Linked DNA regions of Homo sapiens: region 1 is linked to region 2. The links are chromatin contacts, found by Hi-C or POLR2A ChIA-PET in ENCODE. All regions are on one chromosome and are shown on one strand. The core of a region is the stretch at or near the end of the contact, and the rest is flanking DNA. Distances in the headings are between cores, read along the strand shown. Region 1 holds the start of NLGN4Y (neuroligin 4 Y-linked). Region 2 holds the start of TMSB4Y (thymosin beta 4 Y-linked).

The links. Hi-C counts contacts between places; a loop is a spot of excess contacts on that map. ChIA-PET counts read pairs that join two places held with the same protein, here RNA polymerase II (POLR2A). Pooled maps may share reads with other maps.
Region 1: a loop to region 2 is called in a pooled map, with 5 times the contacts of the local background. The contact joins the promoter of NLGN4Y here to the promoter of TMSB4Y in region 2. A Hi-C loop is called at or near these places in 1 of 50 pooled maps. POLR2A ChIA-PET finds 5 or more read pairs at or near these places in 3 of 52 experiments (H1 and WTC11).

The regions. Positions count from the first base shown.
Region 1 is chrY:14,521,630-14,527,187 of GRCh38, reverse strand. NLGN4Y (neuroligin 4 Y-linked) reads right to left here and starts at 2,659. Exons shown (of 7, transcript NM_001365588.1): 1 at 2,480-2,659.
Region 2 is chrY:13,701,197-13,706,741 of GRCh38, reverse strand. It overlaps TMSB4Y (thymosin beta 4 Y-linked), which reads right to left and starts at 2,843. Exons shown (of 2, transcript NM_004202.3): 1 at 2,307-2,843; 2 at 718-1,517. The coding sequence starts at 2,406. The coding sequence ends at 1,483.

The DNA.
Region 1 (5,558 bases), core at 1,410-3,909, 820 kb before region 2:
AAATGAAAGAATGTTTAAAAAAGGTCATTCGGTCATGCACTTGAATGTTTACTTTTGTGAGATCCTTTTTTGTGGTGTAGAAATAAAAGCACAGTATTCCAAAGAGATTTTAAAGAGACCCCTGCACTTGTGAAAGCAATTCTCTGATGGCGAGTCAGTCAAAAGCTCCTGTCTTTGTGGAGAGACTATAAGCTTTCCACAAATTACTACACACACAAAAATGAAAAAGCCAAATTCACAAATTAAAAACAAATCTGTATGCTTACCATTAGTCTACATTCCAGGCCCAAAACTGTGAACTTTCAAATTCCTTCAAGTCTGCTTGTAAATTTTACAGCATCAAGATAACATAATTATCTACCTTATGCAGCCACTAGTCCCTTACCAAGTATCTGTTATATTCTTAGGTTTGGGTAAAAATCAGCTAGGTTACTGGTTTTAGGGCCTACTGTATATGAAGCATTAGTTTATTTAAATAAAACACAAAGAAAAGAAAAATTCTTTCACCAGAGCAGAAAACATCAAAGCAACTTTAAAATGGTATCCAAGCACAAACATTATTATGAATATGCAATTATCATTCTAGTGTTACACACACACACACACACAAAATCAAGCCTCCGATTTTAATCCACTGATTTAAAACTGATGAAGTAATTTTCCACTTCCTACAATGGCCCTGATTATGTTTTTACATGTCAAAGATACTCTTTAAAAAGACTACATACACACACACACACACACACACACAGACACACATACAGAAATATGGAATGCATGTGTGTGTAGAATGCATTCATTGCATTGTGTAATAAAATACCGGATTTCTAATCTGAGAAAATACATCCTTGCAGAGGTCTCCATGAAATTCCTATATAGCCATCCCCCAACCCCTTAACATTTTGCTCATTTCCACAGGAAAATCTATGCTAAGGATTTGATGGATTACTGCTAACATCTTCACCAGGGCCAACTAAAGGTATGAAATAATTCTCCACTCTCCAAATCTGCCCTCACAAAACTGTAGATTTCTTTGAGATCTGATTTCTCCCAGCTCTGCCATCCTCTAGGAAAAGGCTCAGTGCGTTCATTGAAAGCAATCAGGTCTCTTGTAGTTTCTGCCACTTTGTTTTCATCAAAGTCAGGTGTTTGCACCCTGGCCATTTAATTTCTAGTTGGAGAAGAAAGAAGCTATCCAAGGATTTCTGAAACACGCACTTCTATGTTGCCCGCAGAACGACCACACAAACTGGCAATTCCGGCTTCGTGGGGATAATGAAGTCTCCCTAAACTTCTTATTTTGTTTATTTTTCCTTTTCTTTGCTTTTGCCTCCCTCACATCACAGGAGCGACTGATTCTGAAATGGAAGCTTATGCACACCACCCCACTTTTAAGAAAATATAATGCAACGCGGTCTTATGTAAACCCTACGGGCAATGGATGCCTTCAAAAAGCATAAGATTGGAGTACACAGAGAAAAAAACATCCCCCACTCCCCACACACAAAAAAAATGAACAATAGAAAAATAAAATAAAATAATAAAATAAAAATAATATAAGCCATACTACCACCTTGTGGATTCAGCTCGCAAGGACGTCACCTGCTTAGTTTCAAAACCCCTACCCAACCCCCACCCCAAATTTCTTAATTTGGGTCCAAATGGTAAATCTGGATCCTCCGTCCTTGCTCCGGGCAGTCTCGCCCAAGCCCTGGGCTGAATTCGTGACTTGGGGGCCCAGTGCCCCAGCTAGCTGCAAGCTCGGGCACATCACCAGGCCCAAAATCCCGCCGCCACCTCCTAGTACCCTTCCACGCTGCCTCCTACACCGCCTTCCCCTGCATCCCCGAGATAGCAGCCGCACATACATGAAAAGAGGCCCACACCTGCGGTAAGGTGTGGAAGAAGCCAGAGAAAAGGAAACCGGGAAAAAAAAAGAAAAAAAGAAAAAGCCTTCTCAAGAAGGGGAGGGGTATGATGCGTAGGACATCCTCCGGGTTCACCTCGTTTTCCGAGCGAGACATTTGTTCCCAGGGTGGTCCTAGGCAGGCCTCTGGGGTGCAAGGGTTGCCCTGACGCCCCCGCTCCCGCTCCCGCTCCTCCGGGTACAAAGGGCCCTGTGTCTGGCGGCGACTAGGCTCCAGAACTGTACGCCTGGGCCCGGATTTGCGCGCGGCACGGGGCCTAGATACCGGGGGCGCAAAGCTCGCGACTCGGCTCACTAGACCCCCGCCGAGGGACCCCAACCTACCGGTTCTCCGAGGGGCGAAAGAGCCAGGTCAGGCTGGGAGGCAAGGGGAGGAAAGGGCGTCCAGGAGACCGCCTGAAGGATGAGAGTGTCCCTGGGGTAGATCGGCCTCCTGGAAAACCGCAGGCAGAGAGCGCCACCGCGGAGTGGAAGGCGCAGGCCGGAACCTGAACCTCTTGTCCCACAGCAAGCCCCCAACCCACTCGTCATCTGCAGCCCAGTGGCACCTACCTCCCTCTCCCCACGCCATCCCGGCCCGCGCTTCCGCAGGTCAAGCCAAGCCGCTTCAGGCGCGGGTTGGGTTGCCCCAGCCGTGGCAGTGGGGAGGGGACGGGGCTGAAGTTCACTCTCTCCCTGCTTCGTCTCACAGCCCCTAGCTCACCCGCCACCGTCTCTGCCGCCTCCGACTGTGCTCTTGGCTGATCTTCGCTTTCAGTTCCGCCTAGGGGAGTGGGAGGGAACGGAGCCGAGCTGCGCGGGAATTGGGAGGTGGGAAGCGGGGGAGAAGAGACCAGATGAAATCGGCCCGGGTCAGCAGAGAGCCTTGAGATGGGATGGTGCGGGAGGAAGGAGCGGGTGGTGGTTGCCTTTTCTAGGGCTGTGGGGATGGTGTGCCTATTGGAACGGATTCCTCAGACCCCTCCCCCATCCCTACCTTAGGGACTGGCAGACCCGCAGGCTTAACACTCCTCCGAACCCCCGATGGGAGAAGGGGTGTTCTTAGTGGGCACCGACTAGGGCTCCGGATCACCTGATACCTAGACCAGGGCTCCGGGCGCCTGTCTTTTCGGCTTCCAACTTTTCCGCTCCTCCGGAAAAGCGGGCAGTTCAGAGATGGTGCCGAGGGTGGCAGCGGCAAACCGCCCTGCACCCCCATCTAAGGTCCAGGCCACACTCAAAGGCTTCCGAAGAAGCAAAACCACCAGCTCTACCCCACTTTTGCGGCTTGCCTCACCACTCCCACCCACGTCGTAACCCACACACACGGGAAAGGGGTGCATGGATACCGCTCCCGAGTTTGGAGGAGCAGCACGGAGCTACAGTCATTTCATCTTCACGCGGGGTTTCCAGCGCGCCCCGATCTTTCTCCAGCCCAACCAAGCCATGCCAGGTCTAATCAATCACTTGGATTATTTCGTGCATCCCCCAAGCCTTATCTTATCCGAGGCCAGGAGATGAAGGAAGGGAAAAAAAAATCTCATAATGCAACCCCAACCAAGCTTTATTTCCCCTTTTCTCTCTGGTTAATGGCACCAACCCCCAACCCCAGCCTCCCAAAAGAAGCACCCCAGGCAGTGGTGGTTTTCTTAAAGAAGACGAGGGCTTTGGAGTGGGGAGAAAAGAGAAGAAAAGCCTTCCATGCTCACAGTTTGCAGAAGTCCTCCTGCTTTCGCCATCTCCAGCCCTGGCCTTTTCCCTCCTTTTCCCCTGTACTGCATGTATGTGTGTGTGTGTACATATATATATGTGTGTGTGTATGTGTACACTCACAAACTCACACATACGCATATATATGTCTGTGTGTATATATATATATATTTTTCCCCTCCTTTCCCCGCCACAGTCTTCCTTTAATTTGTATGGAAGGCAGCGCTACTTTTTAAACACACCGCACATGGCCCCAGAGCTGTTCAAACAGCTGATTGCAGCAAAATGCTTCCAAACAACATTGGTGGTCTGCATTTTTATTTTTAAGTGAAAATAAAACCAAATGTTCCTGTGGAGAGATTGCATGTAAAAGCCATACATCGATGTCCACATTCCCATCCACACCAAAGAAATGGAGCGAGACAGATGGGAGAGAGTCCAGCCCAAATTGTCCAATAATAATAATAATAAAAGGAAAAAATAAATAAATATTAGATGAAATGAAGCTCAAATATCGCCAGTGAGGCTTTCCCTCCTTTGCTGGAGAGCCACTGCAAGTCAAATTGTTTAAACGGCTTTTTAAAATAAGGATAATAATATGCGAAAGACACGTCTTAAAACTGCACCTACCTTAGCTGTGGAAGACCTGCATCGCCGTTAAGAGTTCTTTTTACACATCCAAATTTTTCTAAGGAACCTGAAACGCAGTATGATTCAGGAGGATGTATTGAAAGCCCAGGCGCCTTCCCCTTCGGGAACCCCCCAACTAGATTCGCTCATCCAGAGGAATGCAAGAGCCACCAACATTGCCGGGTTTGGAGGAAATTCATTGTTTCTGCTGTCAATAGTGTGTCCCCGGGCAGAACAAGCATTACAATTGAAGCAGGAAAGGCCGAGCTAGTGGCTGAATAAGAGCTCTGTACTAACAGACAGAGATGGGAGAAAGATGTCTCTGCAAGAAAAAGAGAGCTAGGGGAGAGAGGTCCTTCTGCTTCCGGCGCTCTCCTTCTGCCATTGGACCAAAATGAATGAAATTTACAAACCCAGCAGCCAATAGATCTCCAGAGTCGTCCCAATCGCTACAAAACCCACGTCCACAGCTACAACCTCATGCAAAGAGCAACTAATCCCAGTGCAAACCAGCTGTAACAGAGAGATCCTGGGAACCCTGGAGATAGAGCAGGGTACCCAGATGCGCACAGCAAACCTTCTTCCTCTTTGCTTTTTTAGGAATCTCTAGGTACTCTCCACACCAAACATGATGTCGTATATGCAGACATCTTTAACTGTTTAAGGTCACAGTCTCCAGCAGTCCCTATGTCTGCGTTATTGTGAGTCAATTGGGAAGCAATGATATTAAAAAAAATTTTAAGAGCAGCGAAAATTGGAATACAGCTCTGTAAAGTACAGGAGCTTTTTATGCCGAGGTTATGGTTGAAAGAGGATGAATGAAGGCTTTTTGTTTACTTCTATTGTTATAATTTCATGATTTGGATAAAATATAGGAGGTGTGCTTACCAAGAGGCAGTTGTTTCTAAATACTCCTCATTTCCCAGGTCCAGGAGGTTATCTTTCCCAGGGAGTTTCAAGTTGCAGGGGGCGAGGAGGAGGGTGTGACCCCTGTATTTAAAATTGGGTTGGAGAAAGTTGGCTTGAAATTGACAATGCTTAAAGTTCCCAGTATTTAAAGTTGGCTTCAAGAAAGTTGGATTTAAATTGGCAATGCAAAGATCAGAGTACATCATAGAATGTTGTGGCAATGAACACAGATTCTAAAATGAGATTGCTTGGGTTTAAGTTGCATGTGACCTTAGGAATGAATTTTAATATTCGCCTCCATTTCTGCATCTGTAAAATGGAACAGATAATCTCCATGTAATATTGTCATATTGATTAGCTGAGCTAGTGTGTGGGGCCTGCTTATCTTCACAATATTTCATGG
Region 2 (5,545 bases), core at 1,594-4,093:
TCAAGACCAGTCTAGCCAAGGTGGTGAAACCCTCTCTCTACTAAAAATACAAAAATTAGCCCAGCATGGTGGTGCAGCCTGTAATCCCAGTTACTCAGGAGGCTGAAGCAGGAGAATTGCTTGAACCGGGAGGCGGAGGTTGCAGTGAGCCGAGATCGCATCACTAGACTCTAGCCCAAGCGACAGAGCAAAACTCCGTCTCAAAAAAAAGACACCTGTCATGTTGGAGGCACTCAATAAATACTGGCTGAATGAACTAATGATCTAATGCTCTGGACTAATAATATATAATAGTATATAATTGACTATACGTATTGATTCAAATCAGCACAATCAAAAACAGTGGCAAATTCCTGTGTAAATACATTTTAAAAATATATTTAATATTGTACTATTTCACATGATATGCATGTGTTCAAAGGGACCTCAAAAGAAGCATGTTTAATAACTCTCCAACAACTACGGGGGCAAAGTGTATATTAAAGCCATCATGTATGTCCATTACTATGTGAGGCACTTTGGGAAATAGAAGGAAGAGTACACAGTGCATGCCCACAATGAAGAGTGCACGCGCACAGTGCATGCATGAACCCTGCCCACCGGTCTCAGAAGCCAGGAGTAGGGATAGCCCAAGCATGTCAATGTGACCACAGATAAAACGTTACATAAAAAGCTAAGGAAAATATAAACCAAGTAAATACAGGTCTTAGAAGCATATTTTCTTCTTAGCTTACTTTATTGCACACTTACGTCTTAAGTTTGTAATTAAGTCCCTTCTCACTACATGCAACAATATAGCTGAACTCTAAATTAGTGCTTATTAGTTGTAGATTACAGTATAAGCCAGTTTTGAAAACATAATCTAAAGGTAATCTCAATTAGCCAAAAAAAATCATCTCCCAATTAGCTAGAATAAAGAAGGTATTTTACATATCCAGGTAAAACATATTTCATACTGTAACATAATTTATTCAAATCGTCAGCTTTTAAGTTATTCTTTGCCTGTGAGGCCAAGGGGCACGCCACTTTGCAAACGTTTAAATGGTGAATAAAACACTCTTTCCAATCAACAAGCAATCTCACAAGCAGTGGTTTAAAAATGTCTTTTTTAAATAAAAACTGTGCATTCCAAAAATTAAAATCTTTCAAACAACAACAAAAATGGCACGCTGATTAAACTTCATTTTAGATTCTGCAGGACACTTGGCCCAACTTGGTTTTACTCTAGATTTCACTGCCCTCCCACTCCGCTAAGTCTTTCACCAACATTCAAGCTATTTTCCTTCCCTGCCAGCCAGACAGGCGATGGGAGAAGCAGGCGTGGCCTCCATTGTCAGCAGGTCTTTGATGTCAAAAGGGCAGCATAGTCCTTTCAAACTCATCCAACGTGTTTGCATCTAACCAAGTTAAACAAGTAAAAGAAGTAAAATAAGAAAGCAATGCTTGTAGAATGTACAGTAGATATTGGTGGCACATGCCTGTTTAAGATTCGCCTGCTTGCCTCTCCTGTTCGATAGCTGCGACCAGAAAAAAACAGAAAAGGAAAAAGATGGAGTGGGATGATTAAGGGGTTTCAGTACAGCCTAATATGGATGGGATGATTAAGGGGTTTCAGTACAGCCTAATATGGAATTAAGGGGCTTTCATTTGCAACATCTTGTCATATCCTAAACGTTCTGCAAGTGTACCTAGCTAGGCATGTCATAATCAAATAAAAAATGTATATTGAGTATATTAAATAGCCGTACATTTTCAGTGATAAATGTGTTTGTATATTATTATAGCGCATTAAATATTGCATTATTAAATTAATGAACCCTGTGTTCATGCAACCTTCCCCCTTAAGGATCGCCCTATTGTTTTGTTTGTTTTTGTTTTGGTTGAGATGAAGTCTCCCTCTGTCACCCATACTAGAGTGCAGTGGCAGGATCTGGGCTCACTGCAACTTCCCCTCCCAGGTTCAAGCAATGCTTCTGCCTCAGCCTCCCAAGTAACTGGGATTACAGGCGCCCTCCAGCAAACCAAGTTAATTTTGTATTTTTTGTAGAGACGAGGTTTCCTCAGGCTGGTTTCGAACTCCTGACCTCAGGTGATCCCCGCCTTGGTCTTCCGAAGTGTTGGGATTACTGCACTAAAAGTTATCTGATTTTTAATTAACCTTTGCAAGCCACATTCACCAACTATCTGCTCCTTGAGCGCCCTCCCCTGCCTCCCGAATTCTTCCCGTGGCAGCTCCCAGTCTCCCGCCCTCCCACCGCCCGCTCGCATTCCAGCCTTTCTAAAGATGGGGGAGGATCGGAGCTTACTTTCTTTGGAAGACAATGGATTCTTCTCTTGCGTTTCTGTCTTCTTCAGTTTCGACTTATCGAATTTCTCGATCTCAGCCATACCAGGTTTGTCAGACATGGCTGCGGAGGAAGCCGTAGGGAGCAATCCAAAGTGAGCGTGAGAAACAGCCACCTGTCCGGGTCTCTGTACTGGGAACTGTGCTTCTGCCCTCCGACCCGCAACCTGAGAAAGCCCTTCTCGCCCTCCGTCCCCTGCTGTTTCGCGCTCATGAGCTTCCTCTTTCCACAGAAAAAGAGGCGACACCTTTCCTCAAATATTTGAAAACGCAGGGGACCAAAGAGGACAGATCCCTCTCAAAGTGGAATGTTCCGGAATAAAGGAATTTGACCCCTGTGAACTGTTAATTACAGCGTTTAAAATTAAAGGCTGGCTTGGAAGAGAATAGGAAAGCCACTTCCGCGTTCAAGTGGTTAAAATCGGGCAAGAATTCCTAAAATGGAGCCCAGGTCGCAAAAGCACTTCCATTTTGTAGCCACGGCCTCTCTGCAAACAACGCAGGCCTGGTCCTGCGCCCGCTTTCTAGTCTTCTCACGTAGGCGGAGGCTGCAGCTGGAGCTTGCGACAACCGCCCTACCAGCTTCCTCGCCCGCGCCACACTGCAGCCCAGCACACAAAGCGCGGCCCGGAAGCTAGTCCTGCCGGCGCTCTCGGCATTTCGGCATCCCTAGCACACATGCCTCTGCAAGAAGGGCTGTGAAAATGTCACAGCGCAGCGCCGCCGCTGCCAGGCTGCACAGATGCAGCCCGCAGAGCCGTCTGAGGCTGGGAGACGGCTCGGGGCTCGGGAGATGAGTGAGCCTCAGAACAAAGGATCTGTCTGTTCCCACATCTCAGCCTCCAAGACAACGCACAATACCTTTGAGAGCAAACACTAAGAAATTTTTTTTTTTTTTTTTTTTTTTTTTTTTTTTTTTTTTTTTTTTTTTTTTTTTTTTTGAGACGGAGACTCGCTCTGTCGCCCAGGCTGGAGTGCAGTGGCGGGATTTCGGCTCACTGCAAGCTCCGCCTCCCGGGTTCACGCCATTCTCCTGCCTCAGCCTCCCAAGTAGCTGGGACTACAGGCGCCCGCCACTACGCCCGGCTAATTTTTTGTATTTTTAGTAGAGACGGGGTTTCACCGTTTTAGCCGGGATGGTCTTCATCTCCTGACCTCGTGATCCGCCCGCCTCGGCACACTAAGAAATTTTAACACGAACCCTCCGAGCGGCAGTACATAAACGCCGGTTTATTTGCTTTGTTCTTAAATCATCGATTTCCCCACCGCATTACCCAGCATCTAGGGTGTTTCGCATCCCCACCTCCCCAAGGCAGCTTTCCCGGGGATAATCACTCGGCTTGGCTTTAGGGGATGTCTTCACAGGGACGCGAATAATGAAGGGGCAAGCGCGGCATGAAGGGGAGGGTAGAAGGAGTAAGGATGCAGGGGCCCTGGGGCTTACCTAAGCCAGGCGCGTAAGGGAGTGAAATCTAGTCTACACAGTGTCCACCGCGGAGTTGCCAGGACGGGATGGGCAGGCGCTACTTTATAGCCCTCCTATGTAAATGAGTTGATGTCACCCACAGGCCCGCTTAAGTCTTTCGCTCCACGTCTCGGAAGGGCGTCTGAAAGCTGCCGGGCGGTTGGGGAGCCCCAACGCCACCCTAGGTGCACCATTGCCCCCTAACCACAACGATGGCGAAAGATAAAATGAGCAAAGCACCTTCCAACACTTCCTTCAAAACGCATTTTCCCCTTTTACAACAGGAGCGTAAAAATTGCTCTTGCGGACTGGTGCATATTATTTAAGGGTCGGAGTAATACCTAGGGTAACAGGCATTGTTTTACTGAGAAACTGGCTTTACCTACTGAGGACATACGCACGCAAAGGCGCGGTGTCCCTCCCTGGAGTGCCTGGTCAGCTACAGGGATATCATTCCTGTGACTCAGCTTTCAGACCAGTGGAGGCCTATGCGCCCCACCCCGGACCTCTTCCTCACTGGCGTTCCTCTTGCCTTTGGCAGAAGGTAAAGCAACCCTCAGTGATTTTAAAAGAGAAACTTTCAGCCTTGTAACATCCATATTGTTTCATTAGCATAATTTTTGTAGGCACTCAACAGTAATATTGAGTGTAGGGTAATATTGTACTCTACACTCTGGGTGTAGAGTAATTTGTCTGGAGTTTATAGCTCCCTCTTAGCAAAATAAGTCAATTTGAAGCTCTGCCATTGACTTACTGCCTGACAATGAGGAAATTCTTTTCCTTCTTGTTTTTTATATTCATAAATTGTCAGAGTGATTGCTAAGAAGGACTGTGTTGAATTCCAAAGACTATAGTCCCATTACCTCTAACATCATAAGATAAAATTCAAAAATCAAACTATATTTTTAAGGGAGTGCTTCCAGCACTAGGACATCTCCGAAGTGCAACTGCATCTGGAAATATAAAAGATTTGGGTAGAGGGAAGCACTTTTCAAAATGACACCTGACTGTGAATTCCAGTGACCCACTTGCTAATGGAAATTAGTTACAAATACCATGTCCTGCGCCTGCAAATGGCGTGTGAAAGGAAGACCCGCCGGTTACAAAGAGGCCTAACTGTGATTATTTCTGAGACAAGGCAGTGTGTAAAATATTTCTTTTTTTCTGTAACCTGAGCAAATGTTTTTTAGAAATCCGTTGCTAATTATTTTGATGGCACAGGTTTTTGTGTCGCTGGGGATTAGAGTCACAGACTTCCCCGTTTCTTCAATTGCTTGACTTCCTTTTTCCTAGGGAGGAAGAAGGTGGGGATGAGCAGAGGCAGGTGCCATCTGGTTCCCTAGGTAATGTTCTGCTGGGTGGCTGCCTTCTTGCCCTCCGAATGGGGCACAGGACCTGTTCGTGCGTGCACCGAATGTCACCTGTCTGGTAACAGTCCCCCTTCCCTGTTCCATGTTGGGAGTCCACTTCATCGTTGAAACAGAAAAGATCTTGCAGGGTGGCTTTTCGCCCGTTCAGCCTGCAGCTGCCGTTGTACCTACACCGTTCCCGCAGATTCTGCGATTCCATTTCCCCTCACCCAGCTGCTGTAGAAAGTCATTTATTTCCTCCCCATGTCTCCTGATGACAAAGGAGTGCCACTACCTTCTTGTGGCCTCTTCTCCCAAAGGCTTTTCTCAGAAAGGGTTAGGCCTCACTGAATCAATTCCCTAAAGGAGACGGTCGAATGCAAACTT